3 separate regions of the Mus musculus genome follow, and regions 2 and 3 are each linked to region 1. Evidence: chromatin loops called from intact Hi-C (ENCODE). Cell type or tissue: heart. All regions are shown on one strand.

Evidence for each region. Hi-C counts contacts between places; a loop is a spot of excess contacts. Peaks named below come from ENCODE experiments on the same cell type or tissue, not always from the same donor. Only the 100,000 strongest peaks of a DNase experiment are listed, where the experiment ranks them.
Region 2: a loop joins it to region 1, with 2.8 times the contacts of the local background. A loop is called at or near these places in 16 of 42 quality-filtered maps.
Region 3: it touches region 1 in a loop (2.7-fold over the local background); 13 of 42 quality-filtered maps call a loop at or near these places.

What each region holds. Positions count from the first base shown.
Region 1 is chr7:80,684,468-80,692,467 of GRCm38, forward strand. It overlaps Crtc3 (CREB regulated transcription coactivator 3), which reads right to left and starts at 4,410. Exons shown (of 15, transcript NM_173863.2): 1 at 4,140-4,410. The coding sequence starts at 4,271. In heart, CTCF peaks have their summits at 3,655 and 4,249; DNase peaks (open chromatin) are centred at 3,754, 4,424 and 4,994; H3K4me3 peaks cover 2,397 bases; H3K27ac peaks cover 1,919 bases.
Region 2 is chr7:80,631,374-80,639,373 of GRCm38, forward strand. All of the region lies in intron 2 of Crtc3 (CREB regulated transcription coactivator 3), which reads right to left. Gm15880 (predicted gene 15880) reads left to right here and starts at 4,644. Exons shown (of 5, transcript NR_040343.1): 1 at 4,644-4,737; 2 at 4,894-4,969; 3 at 7,377-7,587. In heart, a CTCF peak has its summit at 2,474 (motif pointing left); DNase peaks (open chromatin) are centred at 794 and 4,708; H3K4me3 peaks cover 220 bases; H3K27ac peaks cover 2,983 bases.
Region 3 is chr7:80,607,474-80,615,473 of GRCm38, forward strand. Crtc3 (CREB regulated transcription coactivator 3) reads right to left here. Exons shown (of 15, transcript NM_173863.2): 7 at 2,424-2,459. Among named protein-coding and RNA genes, the nearest start is that of Gm15880, 25 kb to the right of the region's middle. In heart, no CTCF peak of the experiment used is centred here; a DNase peak (open chromatin) is centred at 4,498; H3K27ac peaks cover 1,681 bases.

The sequences.
Region 1 (8,000 bases):
CTCCAGGACCCTGACATGCCTGAAGCCTGGGATCATTTTCAGTTCTCCCTCTCACCTTGCTGGCGTTTCCAAAGCTCCTTACACTTTGTAAGCATCAACCTGTTCGAACTATCAATGCCACCCAGCCCTGCCAGAGCTTGCTGTACAGTCTCAGAACACCTTCTCCACCATGGCCTCCTCTTAGATTCTCGCTAGAAGGATCCTTTGAAGATACAGATCCCCCCGGGATCAACCTCTCCAATGGCCTACTATTGCTGTAGGATCGGGTCCCAAATCCCACATCTACAACCTGACCCTTGTGGCATCCCCAGCACCTCAAATCTCTCTCCCAGTCATCCTGCTGGACCGTAGACTCTGCCAGAAGCTCATTGCCTTTCCACATCTATCCCAAAATTCTCTCCCCATTCCCACAGATCCCTTAGACATTCAGATAATGGCAAAGACTTCGAGCTACCCACGCCCAGAGCTCCAGCTACTTCCTTTTTATAACATTCACCAAGATGGGTCCTTACTTCTTAAATATCTTCCTCACTAGATCTTAACGCCCATCAGTCTGCACTGTTGCTTGCTCATACAACATCCCAAGCAACCACAGGAGCCCCAGGCACACACTACAGACACAGTACTAGTGAGCACACTAAGAAGACTGTCAAGCCCCCATCACATACCTCGCATAAACAGTCCATTAACTGTACTGGAAGCATCCAACTTACCAACAGCACAGAAATCATTCAAAACCCAGCAGCAGTTCCCAGGCTGACCTGCCTCCGCTCTCCTCCCTCTCCTTACCGGGAGATCCCAGCTAGGTACCACAATGGGCAGGTACTCCTTCTCCAGACTGCCTCTCTGCTAGCTGGGCATGGTGGTGCACACCTGTACTCTTAACACTCAGGAGGCAGAGGTAGGAAAATCTCTGAGTTCGAGGCCAGCCTTGTCTACAGAGAAAATTCCAGGACAGCCAGAGAAACCCTGTCTTGAAAAAAACCAAGCCAAACCAAACAAACAAAACCTTTCACACTGTTTCTGAGGAAGCTGAAGCAAGCAACCTGGAAAAAAAAATTCTCCAAAATCTAGGGCCGTGGTTCTCAACCTTCCTAATACAGCAACCTTTTAATAAAACTCCTTATATTGTGGTAACCCCAAACCGTAAGAGTACTTCATTGCTACTTCCTAACTGTAATTGTGCCACTGTTGTGAATTGTAGTGCAAAACTCTGATCAGCCACGTCTGTGGGACTCCTGACCCACAGGTTGAGAACCGCTAATCTAGACCCTCAGTAGTGTTCAAGTCAGTCCCAGTGACTGGCCGTGATAACGTGAGCAGCTGAAGCTCCACACAGGCTAAGAAGAAATGTTATCTAGATCACTGCAGTGCCTGCCCATCAGTTAACATGCCTGCTGTAAGCAGTAAGCAAAGTCAGTACACTGGTCACCCAATCACCCTCTGCCAACTACATGGACGATTCTCCAAATGAGAGTGCACAAACACTTGAGGACCCAGGAGTTCTTTATGAGAAGTGTTTCATTCTGTGACTTCTGTGGGGAAATAAGCCTTTAAAATACTAAAGGAGCAGGGCTGGAGAGATGGCTCAGCGGTTAAGAGCACTGGCTGCTCTTCCAGAGGTCCTGAGTTCAAATCCCAGCAACCACATGGTGGCTCACAGCCATCTGTAATGAGATCCGATGCCCTCTTCTGTTGCGTCTGAAGAGAGCTAAAGTGTACTCATATACATAAATAAATTAAGAAAAAAAACCTAAATAAGCAAAAATTCCCTGGGCACACTCAGGGCTGTCACAAGTGTCTGTTCAAACACAATGGGACCCATTGGTCAAGGAGAAAACACAGGCTGAACTAACATGCAAATGACTCCCTGGCCCAGGTACAGGGCAAAATGGCATAAGTTTGTAGTAATTTGTAGTAATTAGCAGAAATAGCAACTGGATTAGCCTATAAGCCACAGTTGATCAGGTTCATTAAATTCAACATATCACATAGAGACCCCAAGTTCAGTGCATCAGAATAGCATTTCTCATACTACATGAAATTTGACTTGGATTTATGAATTTGTAACCTTGAGTTATTGCACACATAAATGTTTTGGTCTATGAGTGTATAGACGCTCTACCTAGTGAACTATATACACAAGATTATGTGCAAACACACATGAGTAAAATCAAAACTATATGAACACTAAGGATCTAGGAGGACCTGTTTTTAAAAATCTGACCCAGATCTGATGGTGCATGTCTGTGATCCCAGCATTAATGAACTAAGGAAAAGGGATGTCGAGCTAGAAGCCAGCCGAGCTACAGAGCACAAAAATAATCTGGGGGCTGGAGAGATGGCTCAGAGGGTAGGAGCACTGACTGTTCTTCCAGAGGTCCTGAGTTCAAATCCCAGCAACCACATGGCTCACAACCATCTGTGATAGAGATCTGACACCCTCTTCTGGTATGTCTCTTCTAAAGACAGCCACAGTGTACTTACATATAATAATAAATAAATCTTTAAAAAAACATTTAAAAATAATCTGTATATCACTCATGACCTCAGCACAAAGGATGATTTAAAGGGGGCCTCAAAATCGCATGAGCGACTGGACCAACTCTAGCTATACAGACACATAGAGCACATGTATGTGTGCATAAAGTCTGCCTTGTAACATCAACACAGGCCTTACACTAATCCATGGCTTTTACCCACACCTCTTCAATACATCCGAAGCTTGTCAGGCTCAGTCTAATCAAGGTCACAAAATGTCAAGGCCTTAGATGCCAACCTGTAAGCAGTATAACTGCTCAGGGCATAAGGACATTTTTTTCCTTGAAATTTTCAGCCTTCTATACAGAAGGCTGTATCTATCTGTATCCTGTATCTATCTCTTATCTCTCATATATTCCTTTTTTTCTTCTTCTTCCTTCAGTGCATGGAGAATGGAAGTTCAGAAAGCAGTCCACTTTGCCCTTACTGATGAGTGGTCTCGGTGTAGGGGGCTGTAACAGTGAGCCGTGTAAAGTGTATTATAGCAAGAAAGAGTTCACACTCCACTTGAGGGAAGTAACACTCAAGATTGTTTCCAAGTCTCTTAATTTTAAAGTAAGTCCGTTTAGTTTATGCTATACATTTATGTTAGTTTAGTTTATGTTAAATTTATGTTAAAAGAAAAAACTCCCAATTTAAACCCTAGCAACAGATTTTAGTTTTCTTGTTTTTGTTTTTCAATCCCAAACACTATGGTGGCCAAAATAGAATACGCTTGCACCTTGGGAAGCAGGGAAACAACCAGCTTGCAATCTGCTCACACGTCTGCTTCCAGCTGTCCACCCCCAGCATCTTCCTAGCCTCCCCCATCTGACAATGTGCCTTCAAGGCCAGCACTCAGAATCCTCAAGGCTGCCCACTCACGTTGACCCTCTGCAGTCTACACAGACACTCCTGCCGTCTCCATCCCCTGCCGTCCGCTCCAGTTGTCTAGCCTCCCAGGTGTTTGTTCCGACTCGCTCTTACTCATTCCTCTGGGTCCCTCCGCAGTCACCATCTGCGCTAGGCACCCTGTCAGTTCTCACTAAATATCTGATGCTGAGCAAATGCACCGGACCACGGAAAGCACCTCCAAGAGGCGAAGGAGGGAAAGCCACGGAATCTCAACGTGGTACCAAGGCCCCCTGCCACTCAGGGGCCAGCCGTCGATTCGCTTGTGCGTGCACCAAGTCTTCCCCTCGGGGAGGATGTGCGACCCTCCGGCCCCCGAGGCCTTCTACGCCGACAGTCAAGGGCTCGCTGGCCGTGGGTGTCCACGGAGAAGCCGCACCGCCCGAACCAGGCGTGCCTCGGTCCGGCCTCTGAGCTGCAGCTGCGTGCGATTTCCTCTCGGGGTCATCCTCCCGCTTAGGCCGCCCGGCCCCGCTGCCCGCCTCCCCGGGCTCGGCCGTTTCCAGCTCAACGCACCGAGGCCCGTCCACCGAGATAGCAAGCCGCATTCGGTGTCGCCAGGCCGGCCAGAGCCGAGGCCGCGGCCGCCCCGGCCCCACTCCCCACCCGCGGCCCCCGCCCGGCTCCGCCGCCGCCGCCTCGGCCCGGCGACCTCTTCCCCGCCGCGCGGACCCGCCCGCACCGCTCGCGCCGGCCCCGGAGCTCACCCGGGACAGGGTGAGGTCGGTCATGAGCTGCTCGAAGGCCCGCGTCTCCTCGGCCTGCCGCTGCGTGTGCAGGGCGATCTTCTCACTGAACTTCCGCGGGTTGGCGCTGCCCGAACCGGGCGAGGCGGCCATGGCGCGCGCCCGGCGCTAGCGGGCTAGGCACACGGCAGGCGCGGGGTTCCGCTGCTCGGCCCACCCGGTCTGTCCGCAGGCCGCCCAAGCCGCCGCCCGAAACCTGTCCTCCGGCGCGACCCGGCAGAGGAGCCGCCGCGGCCCCAGAGCCAGCGAGCGGCCGGGAGCGCGCCGAGGTCCGCCCCCGCGCGGCGGCTCCGCCCTCGGCGCGGCCCGCCCGGCCTCCGGGCCCCGAAGCCCGGCCTCCCAGCCGGGGAGCTCGACCTCCGGCGAGCCGACCGAGGGCTGAGCCCACGGTCCCCAGCCTGCTTCGGGACTTCTCACACCTATATCACGTCTGTAAAGTTAAGCTGCACCAATGTGTGAGAGCCGCTGGGTACCACTGCCCAGTGTGGATGTGTACATATGTATATGTGCATGCAGGCACCCACGGAGATCACACTAATCTAGGAACCAAACACGGGTCTTTGCCTCTGTAAGAGCTGTTTGTACTCTTAACTGAGCCATCTCTCCCATCCGTTCAACTTCGCTGGTAAAACAGCAAGTGGCCTCGTCAGGCTTCCCCCTTTTTAGCCCAGAAGCTGCTTCCAACATAATTGTACACCAAGATGTCCTGGAGAGTGTTGAGCATGACTGTGTTCTGTGAATTAGGACGTATTAGCGACATGAGGAGAAATACGGAAAATAACAACAACGCCCACGCACCTCATGATTAAACCATCAAAACATTTTTGCAGAGCCTGGGGACGGTGTTCAGCTGTAGAGCGCTTGTGTGACAAGCCCTAGGCCTTGGGTTTGATTCCAACACTGCAAATAAAATTTAAAAGGCATTTTGGGGCCAGCTAAATGACTCATGTGGAAGGAGATAACTGACTCCTGAGACTTGTCCTTTGGCCTCCACACTCAGGCTGTAGCAAGCACATACCTAGACACACATACACAATAAGACTTTTTAAAAATCGTTTTGCTTCATATGCTTGGAGTTTATTTAAAAAAAAAAAAAAAAGAACCCCACCTCATTCTTTGTCTCCATAAAAAGTAACTATGTTGGTAGTGATGTCTAACACTACTGTTCATTTTTTCAAAATTAACATATACTTATTATTCTGTTCTTCCTTTTATTGTGTATGATTTATTAATCCAGTTACTCTATGTGGGATAGGAAGTTTTATGTTTAAAATTTATACAAAAATGAGGCTGGGCATTATGGCAAGTGCCTGTAATCCTAGCAGTCAGGAGTTAGAGGCAGCAGGATCAGTAGTTCAAGGTCCTCCTTGGCTACATAATGAGAAGAAAGCCAGTCCAGACTGTATGATGACCTTGTCTCAAAAACAAAACCAAAAAGAATTTATAGACATGATGTGCAACTTTTGTATTTCCTGCAACTGTTTTTATATGTGTTGGTTTTTTACATTCATTCATTATTCATTTTGTGTGTGTGTGTGTGTGTGTGTGTGTGTACTCACATCCGCCAATAACTCAGGTTGGTGGCAGGCACATTTACCGACTTAGGGAGCTCACTAGTCCCTAGATTGTTTTGTTATAATTAGGCTTATGTGTCTGTTGTATTGTCCTACCCACCATGCTTTTTTTTCTTATTTTATATTTCTTGATTTTTATATGTATGTGTGTATGCTTGCATGCAATTATGTGCAGCATCTATGTATAGGGATCCTTGGTAGCCAGAAGGTGGCCTTAGTCCCCTGGAGCTGGAGTTACAGACGGTTGCTTGTGAGCTACCATCTGTACCATGTGGGTGCCGGGAACTGAACCTTGACCCTTTGCAAGAGCAGTAGGCACTCCTAACCACTGAGCCATCCCTCCAGTCCATCCATGCTTTTTCTTTACGTGTTGCCTTCTGCTTTTATGCCATACTGAGTTCATTTTCACACAGATGAGCCAGGCTGGACATGGTGTCATACATCTGAGATCTCACTACCTGGAGGGTGGAGGCAGGAAGACTGCAAGTTAAGGGTCATTCTGGGCCACTCTGTCTCAAAAAAAAAAAAAAAAAAAAAAAGCAAATGTGTTACTCTTTCAGAGAACCTGAGGTTGGTACCCAACACCCAAATTGGGCATTCACAGCCACCTGTCACTCTCTCTCCAGGGACTATGATAACTTTGCTTCCACAGGCACCTGCACCCAAGTATGCATGCCACACAGAGGCACATAGACACATGATTAAATGCAATCAAAATAAATCTTTAAAAAAAGAAGAAAACAAAAGAAAAATCTGGGCATGGTGGCACACACCATTTAATAACAGTACTTAGGAAGCAAAGGCTGCCGTTGGGTCTCTGTGAGTTGGAGGCCAGCCTGGTCTACAGAGTGAGTCAGCCCTCCTTCCCCACCACCTTAACAAACAAACAAACAAAACCAAATAAAGTAGGACTTTCTGGCTAGTTCGGGTAATAAAGGGGTTGCTGAGATGCCTGTTTGGAGGGCTGAGAGCAGACGCTGATGGAGCGCCAGGCTGCAGACAAGAGGCAGCAAAGGAACCATTCCCTCTCTTGAGATTGGAAGCCAGCTGGGAAAGCTGTCACTACACTGAGCTCCAAGCAGAGGCTCAGAAAACACACAGGAGGAGACTGTTCCCCACCCACAGTTTCATTTCCAAGGCTTCAATTATACTCCATCAACCGTAGTCTAAAAATATTAAGTGGGACATTTCCAAAAAATTCATAATTCATGAGTTTTTACATTGCTTGCCAATCTGAGCAGCATGATGAAACATTGTGTCGTCTCACAATGGGTGGGAGGGATCCACTAACCAAGCATACCGTGCCCTACAGACCGCCTGCCTGTGTGGTCACTTAGTAAGGTCTCTGGTAGTAGATCAACTATCAAAATAATGTACTTTCTTCACCTTTATTTCACCTAATTAAAAAAAAAAAAAGCCTCAACCAGGGACCAGCAAGGTGGCTCAGTGAGTAAAGGCACTGCCACCAGGCCTAACATCCTGAGTCTGATCCCCAGGATCCACATGCAAGAAGGACAGACCCGTTGGGCAGTGGTGGTGGCGCATGCCTTTAATCACAGCACTTGAGAGGTAGAGGCAGGCAGATTTCTGAGTTCAAGGCCAGCCTGGTTTACAGAGAGAGTTCCAGGACAGCCAGGGCTTCACAGAGAAACCCTGTCTCAAAAAACAAAAAAAGGGCTGGTGAGATGGCTCAGTGGGTAAGAGCACCCGACTGCTCTTCCGAAGGTCAGGAGTTCAAATCCCAGCAACCACATGGTGGCTCACAACCATCCGTAACGAGATCTGACTCCCTCTTCTGGAGTGTCTGAGGACAGCTACAGTGTACTTACATATAATAAATAAATAAATAAATCTTAACCACCCCCCCACAAAAAAAGTGGGTCCCTTAAGCTAAGTAGGGAGTAACTGCTTTAGTGTTAAAAAAAAAAAAAAAAGACAGACCCAACTCTTAAGAGTTGTCCTCTGAGCGGGCATGGTGGTGCACGCCTTTAATCCCAGCACTCGGTACTCGGGAGGCAGAGGCAGGTGGATCTCTGAGTTCGAGGCCAGCCTGGTCTACAAAGTGAGTTCCAGGACAGCCAGGGCTATACAGAGAAACCCTGTCTCGAAAAACCAAAACAAAACAAAACAAAAAGTTGTCCTCTGACCTTCACACACAAGCACTTTACGTACACATACACACAAGCACACACATGCACAGGCACACACTAAATAACAGTGTTCAAATAATAAGAAATAAGGCCAGCTG
Region 2 (8,000 bases), 53 kb before region 1:
CGTGGTCAATGACTTAGGAGCAAACAGATGTATGTGTGATGCAAACAAACTCTCACACTCTTTTCTTTCTGCTGTGAGAATGCTAAGTCCCAAGCTGGGATGGATGTTCCTTCTGCCTGGACTGCAGGAAGACACAGGAGAGCTTCCCTGGCTGCCCTGAAGCCATTGACCTGTGTAATCCCAGAGAAAAGCGGATGTGTGCTGAGAGCCCCACAGGGTTTAGGCTGACTTCCTGTGGCAAACCCTCTGCTGTGGTAGTGATGGCAGGGAGGGCTGCACTGAGGAGAACAGGGGGGTATGGGGGGCCATAAAGCCCAAAGACCACAAACTGTTCATATATACTGTTAGGAGGACCTCAGCTCAGCTCCCAGGAGCACTGTAAAGATTCAGAACCTGAGACGCAGGAGACCTCACGCAGTATTTCAGAGTTATCTGGGGTGCCGTGTGGGCCGCTCAGGGCAGCCCAGCATGTTGCAAGCACAGCATGGGCAACAGGAGCAAAGTTGTCTGAAAGAATTTCTAACAATTCCAAGCATTCATTGTGGGAGAAATCCAAACTCAGTTGTCCTTCCGTGGCTTTTGTTTGTTTGGGGTAATTTGGCAGCTTTTTCTGAAACAATAAAAGGGGGCTAGCCAAGTCATCTCCTGGGGTCTGGAGCTAGAACCGCTCTTCAATTGGTTGATGAGCACCAGAAGAGGAGGGTAGCACACAACGCTGACTGTGGCAACCTAAAACATCAACAGCCCGCAAGTGCAAGTTAACACCAGGAGCCAGAAAGGACCTTAGCAGTCGAGGGCTGGCCTGCTGGGTTCTGTCTTACAGGATGACCTAATTATTGAGGGTGAGCACAGGGAAATGTCTGGGTAGCCACCAAGGGAGAAGGATTCTGGGCCTAAGTCACTAGTCTGTGGGAGGGCAGACTGAGAGTAGAGCCTGATCCAAAAAGAAACAAGATTTCAAGGAGCTCCAGGGGTGAGGGCAGGCTGAGGCTAACACTCAGGTGGCCGAGGAGGCGGCTAAGACCATTTCTCCCTTTGCTTTGGTAAGTAAGCTATGAGCAAAGGGGATATTTGGATATTCAAAGTCGTTCAAACAGGCTCCTTATCATACAGGATTGCAAACTGAATGTTTCTGAAATATACATCTACCAGGGCGGCGAATTAGTTTGGCCTTGCAGTGAAGGATAAGGTATGGGAGACACAGCTGTGGCTGAGGGCAGAACCTTTCTGAGATGACTCTTCTCAATCCCAGAATGTGACTGTTCACGTGCTTGTCCCACCCCACCCTCTCCTGTCCATCCCTTCAGTACTAGGCAGGCATTCTACCATGAGTTATATTCCCAGCCCTGGTTGGATTGTTGGTAGTTGTCATTTTGTAACTTTCCAATATGGTCTTGCTAAACTGTTGTTCTGGTTGGCTTTTGAACTTGTGATTCTCTTGCCTCAGCCTCCCCCAGTGGCCCAAATTATAGGCTTACAGCACTAGGTCTCTGCGAGTTGTGAATTTCATTGAGGAAATCTAGAGCTAATAGCTCACTATATTATAATCTTAGAGCACTCTCCCTAGACTCTGGGTAGGAATCAATCTCTCCCACCCCTTTATGTGTGTGCATATGTGCACGCATGTGCACATGGGCATATATACACAGAGAGAGATTTATTAGGGAAAAGTAAGAAACAATTTGAGTGAGAGGGTTCCAAGGTAGGGATACCCTAGCTTTTGTTTGTTTGTATGTTGTTTTTAAGCAGATTCTGATGTAGCCCAGGCTGCCCTCAAACTTGCTTCTTAGCTGGATGACCTTGAACTCCTGATGCTCTTGCCTTCACCTCACAAGTGCTGGATTGCAGATGCATGCCACCAAGGTACCAGGCAAGCAGTCTACCACTGAGTTCCATCCCCAGCCCGGGAGGGCTCTTTATGTGTGCAGGTGATCATACATGCATGATCACACGGGCATCCTCATCGGATCACTTCTGAAATCTACAGCTGTTGCAGCTGGTTTCCTCACCCCCCAGTGACTAGAGGAATACACGGCCTGTACCATAGATGCTACTGCTCACCACTGTGACTTATACTTGCACTGACAATACTGCTGGCATATCATTCCATTTGTGGTTAATTAGAAATCCCACATCTTTCAAACTTTATTGGCAAACATACAGGGATTCCGACTAAGCCCCATTTGGTCATTCAATGAGCTGAAGTCTGAGAGCCAGAGAGCTATATGTTAATTTAAGGGTGTTATCATTATTATAGGTCTGTGTGGGGCTGGTGAGATACCTCAGCGGTTAAGAGCACTGGCTGCTTTTCCCAAGAACCTGGGTTCTGCAATCCAGCACTTGCGAGGTAAAGGCAAGAGGATCAGGAGTTCCTGGTCACCCAGCTAAGTAGCAAGTTTGAGGGTAACCTGGGCTACATCAGTTTCCAGCAACCTCATGGCAGCTGACAGAGAATCCACACCCTCTTCTGGCCTTAGAGGGCACTGCATATATGCATTATATGGAAAAAAACACCCTTATGCAAAATGCATAAAATAAAAAGAAAGGAATCTTACAAACAAACAAACAAATGGCTGGGTATAGTGACACATGCCTTTAATCCTAGTGCTTGGGAGGCAGAGGCAGGAGGATTTCTATGAGTTCAAGGCCAGCCTGGTCTACATAGTAAGTTCCAGGACAGCCAGAGCTAAGTAGAAAGACCCTGCCTCAGAAAGATAATAATAGTAGTAATGATAAAATTTAAATTACACATAGGTAATAGTATATGACTTATTTATAATTATAATTAACCAAGACATACTTTATTTCTACAGCAAAATAGAAATATCAATTCAGCTTAAGGTTATACTTTTATATAAAATTATTAAAAACAGAAAAATATGATTACATTTTCAAGTAAAATAAGATCTTCTAAGTACTAGTCTTTTGAGGGGCAGACATTTTCAAGACATGGTTTCTGTGTATCCCAGGCAGGCCTTGAACTCATAGAGCGCCTGCTTCTGCCTCTCAACTGCTGAGACTAAAGGCAGGCACCACTACTGCCAGGCTTTGTTTGTTTGTTTGTTTTTGTCTAAACACTAATCAAATGACAAAATAACATTCTCGAATGTAAGGAGTTCTATTGACATTTTAAAAATATACTGTGGTTGTCTAGAATGTATGAAACCCCAAATCTGATAATTAATGCTACCTAGAGAGAGAGAGAGAGAGAGAGAGAGAGAGAGAACACAAGCAAGCATGCATACACATCTAGGTGTTTATATTAACCTAGCCTTGGTGGAATGTACCTATAACTCTAGCTACTCCAGAGGCTGAGGCAGGGGAACTGCTTAAGCACAGAACTTTAAAGTCCGCTGTTTTAAAAGTGACAGAAGACCGAGTTTAGCTCATAAACGAATCTTTTGAAAATTCTGGCTTATAATGCCAAAACATCAGATCTTTACAGAGCATTGCTCAATTGATACTGTCAAGCAGAACCAATCTCCATAGGCAGCTCTCACTGTCTGTATAGTCACAGCGATGAGTACAGATTAAAGAACAGATAAAACTGCAAAAGCCACAGAAAGCCACCGTCTGTGCCAGTGATCCATGCTGGCCGGAAACTTCATTATATCACGATGCAGTATCATTTACGTGGCTGCTTCAACCATCTCAGCAATGGACAATGACAGAAGCAGATGGGAGCCAAAGAACATTAAGAAGAGAGCTCCTGGGATTCTCTCTTCATCCGCACAGAGGCCCTCTTCTCTTCAGCTTGCAACAGCGGAAGCAAAGGGAGCGGGGCTGCTGGTCCATCAGTGTGCGCTAGACAAATGACACCAGGGAATTCCCCCAGAGGGCAAGAGGCTGATCTTCCTTCTAGAGATGGAGACCAGGTCCAGACAGATAGAGTGATTTTTCTCAGGAAAGCTAAAATATGTTTTTGTTTTTGAGACTGCCTCTCGCACAGCCCACGCTGGCCCTAAGCTATGTTGTCAAGGTTCCTACCTCTGCCTCCCTATGCTGAGATTACAGGAGAGCACGCTCGCAGTCTGTAACCCTGACCTCTGAGTCCCCGAGCTCTACTCCTGGTCTTATCACTTGGCCACCTTTGCCAAATGCTCTGTAAACAATCACCTGCTTTTGAGATTTTGGGAGACTTCTAGTTGATGTATACAGTCTTTATTTAGACTCCGTCTGCCCAGGTGTACTTGCCTAAAATCCCAGCACTGGGGAGCTGAGGCAGAAGGCTCACGAGTTCAAAGTCAGCGTGGTCTGTGCAGTAAGATTCTGTTTCCAGGGGATGGGCAGATGGAGATCTGTATCCCTTAGGCTGTAGCTCAGTAGTAGAACACACTTACAGAAAGCCCTTAGTTCATTAATTCAAGCCTCAGCAACACACACGCACACGCTTATCTGTTACTGTGTTTGTAAATCTACTGCAGAGCTACAATTCAAGTGACAATAGTAGCCTGGTGTAAGATCCCCGATTTTGCTACAGTGCACATATCATTCCTAATGGCTATAAGATACCCGATTATGCTATAGTGCATGCAACATTCCTAATGGCTTGACAGTCATCTATGACCTCACTTGAGGTAGGTAACCAACTTAACATTTCAAAATGATCAGCTGGCTAAAAGCCCTAGAGCTGCTTGCTGGTCAGGCCACACTTCCTGCTGCAGGCTGACAGAGCTCCTTGGACAGCCCTGCATTCCTCTGCGCCCAGCACAGCTGTCCCCTACTTCCCTGATAAGGGTAAGTGAGGAGTCTGCCGGCAAGTCTGGCTAGAAGGTAAGACGCTAGACAGGGTGAGCTAATGCTCGGCCAGAGGTCACACTTAAGTGGATCACTGAGCCCTACAGAATGACCCCTTAGCCTGTCATGGTGAAGTTCTTTACCTTGTTTCTCTAGATTTTGGTAAATCTGTAAAGACCGACTCCTGATATTGAACCTACTTCAGCTGAGGAAGAGAAAAGGTTGAGTGAAGGTAAGTTCTCTGAGCAGGCTTCGTTTATACTTGGGCTACAACCTGAAGGATGCTGCAGGCCCCTTCTTAGAAGGGCACATGGAACCAAGATCAACGGCGTCTCTCTTGAGGACCCAACAGGAGATCGTGATAACAGCCACCCACAGAAACTCCTTTGGTTCTCGTGACGCCTTAGCGCTCATCTTCCTGTGATAAACACCATGACCAAAGGAGCTGGGGAGGAAGGGTTTACTTGGCTTGCATATCCTGGGTCACTTGGAGAAGCCAAGAAGGAACTGAAGCAGAGACCATGGAGGAAAGCTGTTTACGGCTTCAGGTCACTCAGACAGAAGCATTTTCTCAATTAAGCCTCCCTCTTCCCAGGTATGTTTAGGTTTCTGTTGACAAAAATCAAGCAGGACACGTGATGACAAACCATCTGCCCACAGCCAGATGTGCCAATGCCCTCCGAGGCTCCCTGACTGCAGCACCCGCGTGCCTCTGCCCTCTGCAGCACCGTAACCCAGCAGAGAGCTGGCTCTCATTTCACACACGCTTACACGCTCTTAACTGTTTCAGAGCCGTGCTTTGCTCCCAGAGTTACCTCTTCCTTGTCCTTCCTCTTAAATGCCACGTAAAAGGGATGTGTAAGCTTAATTAGATAAACCAAGCTAAAAGAGTACTTTACAAAATATAAAATGAAACATGTTTTTGATTGTTTGGTTATTTGTTTTGGCAGCTAAGGTCAAAATCAAGACAACTGGTATGATTACACAGGGCCAGGCCAAATAATCTGTCCAAACAAGAAAGGCTGGGCATGGTGGCACGTGTTTGTCACCTTAACCCTCAGGCAGCCAAGGCAGCAGCTAAGTGCCAGGCCAGTCAGGATACAAAGCAAGACCGTCTCAAAAAAGAAAGAAGTTACAAAGGCACAATGAAGAACAACACCCAAAGCAGTCTCCAGCAAAGCCGAACCGACAGGAGGAAGAGGGGGAGGCAGCATCTCTGGCCTGGCTCCCGGCTTCCATCCTGAGGAGGGGACTCAGGCACTCAGGATTCTAACTCCTCTCTTCAGCACCCACACGGTGCTGCCATGGGTGGGAGGGAGCCAGACCCAGAGGCTGGGTCAGTATGAGACAAATGCCTAAGGACAGCCAAAGGATCCTCTAAGTGTAAGAAACAGGCCGATACTTTAGGCCAGCTTTCAGGAAGAGAACCAAAGCACCCACCACAGAAGATGGTAGTGGAGACAGCCATTGCTGGCCTGCTCCTGTTCCTAAGCCCTACTGCATTCTGACTCACACCAGATTCACTGCTGTGATTACACTTGGTGAGACACTTCACTGAGTTTCACAGAGATTTAGAATTTAGATTACAATGAGGAAAAAAAACCCTCTAATAGGTGAATAGATGAAACAAGAGTAGCAAACTGTAGAAGACAGTAATGTGGACGATCCCATCTCAGGTCTGTGGCACAGGCCTGGTGGCACAGGCCTGGGATGCCAGCTCCTCAAGAGGCTGAAGAGAGAGGATCAAAAGTTCAGGGCCTGCCTGGACTACAGAGTAAGTTCAAAGCCAGCCTGGGCAACTTAGTGAAACCTTGTCTCAAATTTAAAAGTACAAAATGGATGGAGATACAATTCAGTGGTAGACCGTTGGCCCAGAATGCACAAGGTCCTAAGTTCAATGCCAAGCAAAGGGGGAAAAAAACAAAAATTAAACCTTGGAAGATACTGAAACTAGTTATCAGTATATACAGTTGGCTACACAAAGAACACTTGCCTTGCCCTCACCAGTATGTATATTGTTATGCTTTGTTTCCTTTCTTCTTTATCTATTGCCACCTTATTTTACTATCGATAGATAACCTGTTTATTTGTCTATGGACACCACTGCAGTATGAGTGTGGAGGGCAGAGGACAACTTGTGGGAACAGGTTCTCTCCTGCCCCGTGGGCTCGTGGGATGGAACTCAGGTCGTCAGATCTGGCAGGAAGCCCCTTTACTCACTGAGCCACCTCCCTGGCCCAGTACTGACTCAAAATAAGGATATGCAGCTGATGGGCAGGGCAGTCGCCGAGCACGGTGGGTTTGATCCCATCACTGGGAAAACAATGAACAAAGAACAAACAAGTCTTTACTTTCACAAAGGAAGTAGTAAAGTCCAAGAAAACGTGTGTCGGGAAAGAATACAGTCTGGAACAGTCAGCTAATGTAGCACATGATCATTCTAAATACAGATATTGGGCTAAATAAAACCCTGTAACCCTCGCATCCTGTTTTGGTTTAAGAGCATCGGATACTGTCCTCGCCCGGCTGCTTGCTTGTGATTCGTGAGACACACAAGTCACTACAACTTGTGATGACTGTTTAGGGCAGCCAACCCACACGCAAAGCACCCTTACCATCAGCTATCTTGCCTCCTCCAGGGCCCATGGACATGAGGATATACTATATCCTCAGAGTGCGGTCCTCTGTTAAACAGCTTCTAGCCCAGCTGCAGTGTCCTCAAAGCAGTCCCTGTCTCCGGAGGGCATCTGCTCAGATGACAGGCTGCTAAAGATTTACAGTCAGTTGTCCCCACGAGGAACCAAGCTACCCAGAGAGAACAGGTCTGGAGAACCAGATTCTTTTGGGAATGTAAGTTTCTGTTTTAATTTTTTTTTCCCCTTCCTTCTTTCCTCCTTCCCTCTTTCCTGAATTCTCCATTTAACCAAAACTGGATCTGGTTGCTTACTTATAGCTGAGTTAAATTGGTTTGAAATCTTTGCCAAATAGGCAAACGTGTAGGACCTGGACGGAGTTGCCTCCTATCTGAAGCCCCGGCTTCTGCCTCCACGTGGAAGGGAGAACCGAGCCCAGTACAACTGGCTTCACTTGTCACACAGTCCAGCCCACAGACTTTAGGAGCTCCTGAGCCACCGTAAGGAAAGCTGACAAGTGACCCTTCACTGACTTCTCACAGGCTCACTAGCAGTGACCGTCCAGACCACAGAACAGTGGTGTATAAGGCCCCCAGTCTGGGTTGAAACATCTAGCACCCAGGGATTTTC
Region 3 (8,000 bases), 77 kb before region 1:
CTCATGGCTCTACAGCAAGGGACTGTTCCCTGACTGCTTTAATGCTCTGAGCCATACCAACGACAGCAAGAAGGCTGAGCCACAAGTCAAGTAAAGGCCTTTTGTTCTCAGACACAGACCAGAGGTTAAAGGCGAGTTCTGAGAAACTATGTGATCTAATGTCAGGAAGATACTCCACAGCAGACCCTGGAGACTGCTCAGCATGAGGGAGGAAGGCTTCAGGGTTCCAGGGACTGTAGGGCTCCCCTGTGACTGTCTTGACTGTCCTGCCCTTGGCCCTCACAAGAGGCCTAACAGATCCCAGGAAGTCACTTAAAACTGAGATCAAAGTTAGGTACATTGGTACAAGCCTGTAATCCCAGCATGGAGAAAGCATAAACAGCAGGACCAGGAGTTCAAGGCCAGCCTGGGCTATGTGATACCATAGCTTAAAGAACAACCAACAACAAAATGGGGGCCAAATTTCAGAATGAACTCTAAGAAAAGCATTTAAAAAAAATTAAGTTTCTTTTATTTGTAAGTCAGTAAAGGTTAGGAAATAATTAGAGTCACTGGCACAGCTCGATACAGTCCTCATCATGGCTAACCTCCCAGTACCAGTGCGACAAAGGCTGCCTCTGCTGAGACAAGCAGGCAGGCTTTGTGAGTGTGCCTTGGTGTCCGTCAGTCCTGACTTCAAAGCCCTTGCCCCTTGTCCTTCTTTTCTCTGTTTCTCTCTGTGTGTTGTTCTGTGTACACGGCGTCCTGCACTCCCTCTGGGCCACTCCAACTGGGTTACTCCTCTCTGAAGTGTATATTTTGTCTACAATCTTATTGGTTTTCTTTTTCTTTTGTTTTTTTGTTTGTTTGTTTGTTTGTTTGTTTTTTGAGACAGGGTTTCTCTGTATAGCCCTGGCTGTCCTGGAACTCACTCTGTAGACCAGGCTGGCCTCGAACTCAGAAATCCACCTGCTTCTGCCTCCCAAGTGCTGGGATTAAAGTGTGTGCCACCACTGCCCGGCGGTTTTCTTTTTCTAATCACTAAATAAATGCTTCAGAGCTGTGAGCCCTGTGAGGTCCTAAGACTGGTCTGCTTCTGGGTAAAGTGTAATAAACAGTGCCTGGGGCACGCAGACCCACTGGGACTCTCCACAACTGGAGACGAGAACAACGGGCTTTGAGCCGCTGTAGTTCAAGACAGCAGGAGAACAAGGACAGGCATACAGAGAAGGCTTGGTGGGAGGCTAAGGTGGCCCCATGACTTAAAGGCTCCTAAGAGACCACTACAGGAATGTGGCAGAGACAGGCTGCCTGCCTTAACTGGTTGTTTCCTTTGAGGAATTCGCTGTAGTTTCTTCCCATATGCAGGTCTGTTGGAGAGTCTTTGAAGAATTAACTGGGGAAAGCCCTGAGACCATGTCTTCTTCATTTCTCCCGAGAGATCAGACAGATCAGTTTCATGTTTTTATGATTTTACTCAACACCTAAAATGATTTGCGCAGAAAAGGAGTGCACAAGGTGATGTCAGAGGGCTCTGCCTCTCCTGTGGGACATCCTTGCTTATGTCTTCCACAAGCTTGGTCTCTGACACTCACACTAACTTAGCTGTTCAGCTTCAGATTATGAAAATTGAGTATCAGCTTATAAAGATTTAACAGTGCCTGGGACTGAATGGCTGAGTAAGCATGGCTGGGTCCCATCTGTGGATGGCATTCAGTGATACCAGCGTATCTCTAACATGGGTCTCACTGGCTTGACGAAGCTCAATGTCAGTAAAATGTGTAATTTTACCTTAAAATAAATTTGCACTTAATTTTCTTTGAGACAGAATCTCATGTATCCCAGGCTAGTCTCAAGTTCTATGTGTAGCTAAGGCTATCTCTGAATGTCTGATCTCCCAAGTGGAGGATTACAGGAGTGCACCAGTATTTCTGGGCTCATTTGGTGAAGCTTGGGCTTCACGCAGGCATGGCAGACAGTCCAGCATCTGAGCTGCATCCTTAGCCCAAGCTTGCCTTTCCCCTGAACTGCTTAAATCTCTCAGCCACTCTCACAGTGACTTTCTAAATGGGCCAAGGCAGTGCTGAGAGAAGGTCGTGGAACAACTGCTTAAGTGCCTGACTAATTCGCATCTTCATGTGGCTACAACTCTTGCTTTTCCGCACAACCTTGTGACTGTGGTATTGAATGGACTTGGGTAACAGGGGACCATTGTAATCTAGTCCCACATTTCCTTTCTCAGGGCTTTGATCATTTCCAGCTACTTAGAGCATCTCAGATACATAATCCAAGTAACAGTTGCCAGCCTTTACGTAAATGTGACGGTCAAGGCACTGAAAGGAGGTTTTATATACATATGTCTATATGTACATATATGGATATATGTGTGTATACACATGTGTATATACGTGTATATCAGCATCCCACCCAGCACCTGTTCATACCTTCCGCATGGCCATCGTTTTCACCATCACAGAAACCTGGTAGGGAAGAGAAACAAACACACACTTTTATATGTGCTGCTCGCGTTGACTCATGCATTAGAGTGGCTTTTTGATTTGCAATTGGATGTTTTAACACTCAACAGTAGTTCTGACATGTCAGAGCTCATCAAAGTGCTGTAGCACTCACACTACAAGGAGACGAAGTTACTCCAAGGCTCGAGCTGGTGCCCAAGCTCTCTCCTTTGAAGTGTCTTAGTCCTAAACGTTCCTGCTGACTCAAGGAGCAGTGGCTGACAAAGTCTGAGAACCTGTCTTCAAAACACAAAGCAAAAAGTTTGTCTTGTCACACTCCCAAACGTGGGATTCCAGGGGAGGGCAGGTGAACTCTGAGTCTTGTCACTGACCTGCCACTGACCATGGGTCGATGGATGCTATGACACATTCTGGACTCTTACACAAGTTGTTTTAAAAAATACATACCTGAAGCCTAAGTATATGTGATATACTTATGTGATAGCTAGTCACAAATATTCTAAAAAGCTGATTTGGTATCAGTCTTGACTGACTGAATAACAGCTGGCTCAGGAAGCATACTGCAGCTGACTACATAGAGCCCCTTCTGCGCCTCTAAGCGAAAACTGAGGAGCCATCCCCACACGGACTGGGTCTAAAGGTTTAAAGTCTAAACCTTTAAACATAGCTCAGCTTAGGTAAGTTTCTAGATGAAATGGTTAAACTATAAATAACCCAATTAGTCTATGAAACTTAAACACATAATAACCATCCATTCAGCAGATACTTGCTCAATCTCTGCAGTGTACAACAGAGGGTTGGGGCAGGTGACGAGGTGCAGGTGCAGACAGGAAGACAGTGTGGCAGCAGATTTTGTAAGTGGCAGAAGCTGTAGCGTCGTCCTGGAGCCCAGGAGCAGGATGGACACTAAGAGCTCCCAAGGTGCCAAGAGCTTATCAATTAAGCATACTCACAAAACACAGGACTCTCCCAGGCCACCAGAAAACAGAATCTAAGTAAGTGACTAAAACTTTGCTTTGAGTGACTGTATCAGATCATTAGGGTAAGTCTGTTAAGACAGGATTCCTGGACACAGCCTTTAGAGATGTTGATGCATGTGTGCGAACTGCATGTCACTCAACAGAAGAGTGCTTGCCTAGCATGCTAAGGCATGGATTTGAGCCCAGCGCCACAAACAAACAAAGTAAGAAAGTAAGATGGTGTAAGGTGGTGGTGCGCACCTTCAGTCCCTGCACTTGAGAGGAAGAGGGAGGCGGTTCTCTGAGTGAGAGGCCACCCTGGTCTACAGAACAAGTCCAGGAGAGCCAGGGATACACTGAGAAACCTTGTTTTGAAAAGGAAAATTAAAAAAGCAATGCAAAGCAGCCAAGCTGCCCCAGAGCTGGACTAAGCCACTGCTTATTCAGTCTGTGATTGAGTATTGCAAAGACGGGCTGCCTGCACAGGCCGCCAGGACGCAGGACACAGAGGCAGAGGCAGAGGCGATGCTCAGAGTCGGCCCCAACAGAAGGAGGGGAGGAGCAGCCCAGCGACATTTGTACTTATGGCTTTTTAGGTCTGGCTCTTAAGAAAGGGTAGGGAACTTGCCCATTCCAATCACTAAAATGGGATTATTATATTAAAAATGATAAATGACATTTTATGCAATGGTTTATTATGGTATGCTAAGAGTCTCTTCATCTTCCAGACACCAAGTTTAAGTACTAAGGCTGACGATTCCCTGTGACACACAGAGCTACGACAGCATGTGCATCTCAGAGGCGAGCCAATTCCTGGGGTGGCATCCTGCTGGTGCCGCCCTCTTCCCCAGACTGGAGCGGGAGGCAGAATTCATTCCTGGGTAGGCAGCGAAGAACAGGGAGGTAAGATGGTGACAGTTGCTGTGTACCTGGCACCTTACACAATGACCTCATGGGATCTTTGGAGCAATTTATGAGCTATGAACTATTATCCCACGCAAGGTCACACTGTTAGTTCTGGGGCTGGCTTTCTGGGCAGGGTGCCTTCAGAAAGACCATGTCCCTAGCAGCTGTGCTGGGCCGGGAGGAGTCAGGCAAGAGGAAGTAAGGTTAAAGGGCTGCCTCAGTGAAAACAGGCAGAGAGCAGGAGTAAGGAAACAGGAGCAGAGGCAGGGAGCGGCAAAGTCTAGCGATGGACTAGAGGAATGGGAGACGTGGGTGAAGGAGTCTGCTAGTCATTCAGATGAAGTGGAGAACAGAGGCCTGGGTTAGAACTAACCCAGTTAGAGACTGTTTTTGTGGTAGAGCATGAGGCTTTGGGACAGCCTCGAGGCCAGGAAGCCAGACAGAAAACCAAACGACTGGACAAAAAGCAGTAGAGCACACTGCAGGGAGAGAAAGAGCGGGGCTTAACTGCAGTGCAGGGGTGAAGAGTGAGGGAGTATTACGTATCGCTCTCAGGCAGCCCACTTAAGTAGCCAAAGGACAGCGGCAGTAATGATTGACAGGTTTATTTCAGTAATAAAATAGCCAGATTTAGATTTCTATTACTGCTACTACTACCACCAACACACAAATACCGACGAGCGCAACGGTAACAAAAGGGTTAAAAAACTAAAGGCAGAGTTCTGACTAGTTATCTGGAAATAGAGGACATTAATTCAAAGCAGTCCCACAGGGGACAGGACAGCAGTGACCAAGGTCACATGTGTTGCAGGAAACCTTGGAGCCTTAGAGGGCTGACCTAACAAAGTACCTCTGAGTTTAATTTAATTCCTTTAATGTGCTCTCATGTCTGGCAAGCCTAAATAGCTCCTCACAGACTTAATGTGAAATAGAAAGACGGGGTGCAGATATGGTTGCCACAGTGCATCCATAGTTTCTCCCATCTAGACTTTCCTACCACACTGATGACACGTTCATTTTATATTTTATTCTCTCTCTCTCTCTCTCTCTCTCTCTCTCTCTCTCTCTCTCTCTCTGTGTGTGTGTGTGTGTGTGTGTGTGTGATATGATCCATGATCCACGTGCACATGGAGTCCAGAGGACAACCTTGGGTGTTGGTCCTCACCTCCCACCTTCTCTGAGACAGGCGCTCTTCTCCTTTGCTGCTGCACCCACCCTGCTTCCTGGCCCATGAACTTTAGGGGTTCTCCTGTCTCTACTCCCCACCTGCCCATGGGAGTACTCGGATTTCAGGTGCATCCTGCAGCATCTGACTTTTTTATGGCTTCTGGGGACACAAACACAGACTCATGTTTGCATGGCCAGTATTCTACCTGCTGAGCCTTCTCCCCAGCCCTTGGTGACTCTTTAGACCTGAGGGTCTTGTGTCAGGTAGACAAGCGTCAGTAACGGGCTTAGCTCGCTCCTTACTGCTGTGGGTCAGAGCTCACTGCTGGTTGAAGGGCCTCTGAGATACAGATTACATCTCTGCCCCTCAGCCGAGACTGAAGGGTCTACAGTCCTCAGGGATGGCCGTCGGCAACCACAGTCTGCACTCTTTTGCTCTTAACTCCTAGGCTGCTAATAAGGGCCACTCTAGCCCCCTCTTCAATTACTATGACAGGGGGACAGTTTGGGGATAAAGCTAGGCTGTGAGACAGGGCAAATGTCACAGAGAGCTACTGTGTTGATCCATCCAGATGTGTATACCAAACAGTAATTAAACTGCACATGCTACCAGGGAAATGGGCAATTAAACAAGAGAAAAACTATAAAAACCCTGTTTGGTTGTATAAAAGTTTATTTCTGTCATTTATGGCTTCATATCACTTGTGTAATTGTCATGTGACTCAATAACCATCATGAACACTACCAATAGCAGGCTAATGGCTTTGCTTCCTGGGGATGCAAACTGAGCTGGCAAACGTATTGTACACTTGACGGCTCCTGTAGCTATACTCCAAGCTGATGCTCCCTCAAGATCTGCTCCCGGTACCGACAACGGCGAAGGGCTTCCACCACTGTGCCAGCAGATTCCCAGAAAGGGCCATTATTATTGTCCTCAGTACAGAACCTAGTTCTGGGCTTTGATTATATTTTCCCATCACTTTTTAAATCTTTACTTTATTTGGTGGGTCCTATAAAAAGAAATACTTTTTGTGAAGCTAGTTGATATTTTTAAAATCCAAAAGGAAAGAAAATGAAAAACTTTAATGAATTACAGGGGGAAAATACATAAAAACCATTTAAAATAGCTCCCACCAACAAATATAATTCTCCAGAAATAATTCTCATCCTTGGAGACTTGAATAATATTTTAAACACACTGGCTTTCCCATGTAAACACACCCATATTTGGATGTGTTTCTGAGTTCTGTGGTACTTGAAGGCGACTGCAGAGCGGGCACCCAGTGCAGGCATCCATGGTGGGGTGGGCCACCTTCTGTAGCTGGCAGATACTGTGACCCGCAATATCTAACACTGGCATGAAAAGGAGAGACCACCAAAGTTCCCAAGGCACTCAAAGAGCTGTCCAAGCCCTGCCCCTTCCTCTCCTCCTGGTTTCCCATTGCTCAGGGATTGGGTGGGCATGTGGGTTGCTCCACCTCTCCACGCAGTCCCACACCTGCTGACAGCTCTCACCTCTTCCCTCAGATACCCAGGAACTCTTAGAAGAAATTCTGTTTCTTCAGTTACTTTCTCTTTACACAGGAGCTCAAATGTTCCTTAAATTACCCATGACTCCCTTGTCCTCTCTAGGTCTTTAGTCCCTTCTAGAAAAGGAGAATCTCAGCACAGAAGGCAAAGCTGAGGCAGAAATCCAGGGGTTCCAGGGACGACCCTGCTAGGCTAGCTGGGTCCCAGTCAGCATGGCACAACCTTGCTGTGCGCATGGGCACCCCACTGGTTACAGACTCTGCTTTTTAAGGCTTTGTTTATACATATCCATCTCTACCTATCCCAGAGCCAATCTCTAACCTCCCACACACCCCACTTCTCTAACACTGTTCAGTGACCCATATCCAATTCCAACTTCTGCCAACTTCCCTCTCATATTCCCATGTGTGGAAATATAGCAGACGTCCCTGTCCAATTCCAAAGCTCTCAGACTTTACAAGCAAAGAGTCATTTCGATAAATGAATTGTATAAAGGGAACAAATGACAATTACTATCAAATCCCACCCATACTATATGCCAGGAAGAAAGGCCATGAATGGCTCTCCTCAAAAGAAACAAATATTTTAGGCTTTAAATAGCCCATAACTGTAAGGAAAACTGGAAAAGCTAGTACGCAGGCCAGCCCTCAGACTCAAGGTCAATCTATGTACGGGACATCGCTCCAGCCCATGCTCGTTCTAGATTAGAATGGCCAGACAGGCTGGGAAGTATCTGAGTGAAGCATCCTTACTTTGGGTGCAGGCTAGATGTAAACACCTACGGTGGGTTTCAGGGTGTGCTCAGTACTATGTGACTTCTTGGCACTTCAGCAGTCAGCGTGCCTCTCTGTACTGGGCACTGTGTCAGGGAGGACAAGACTTAAGATACTGCCTTCAGATAATTCACCCTAAGCAGAGATAGATGTGCATCTACTTGAAGAAGAGTCATCACAGCACCTGCTTGTAGGAGGTTGGAACAGGG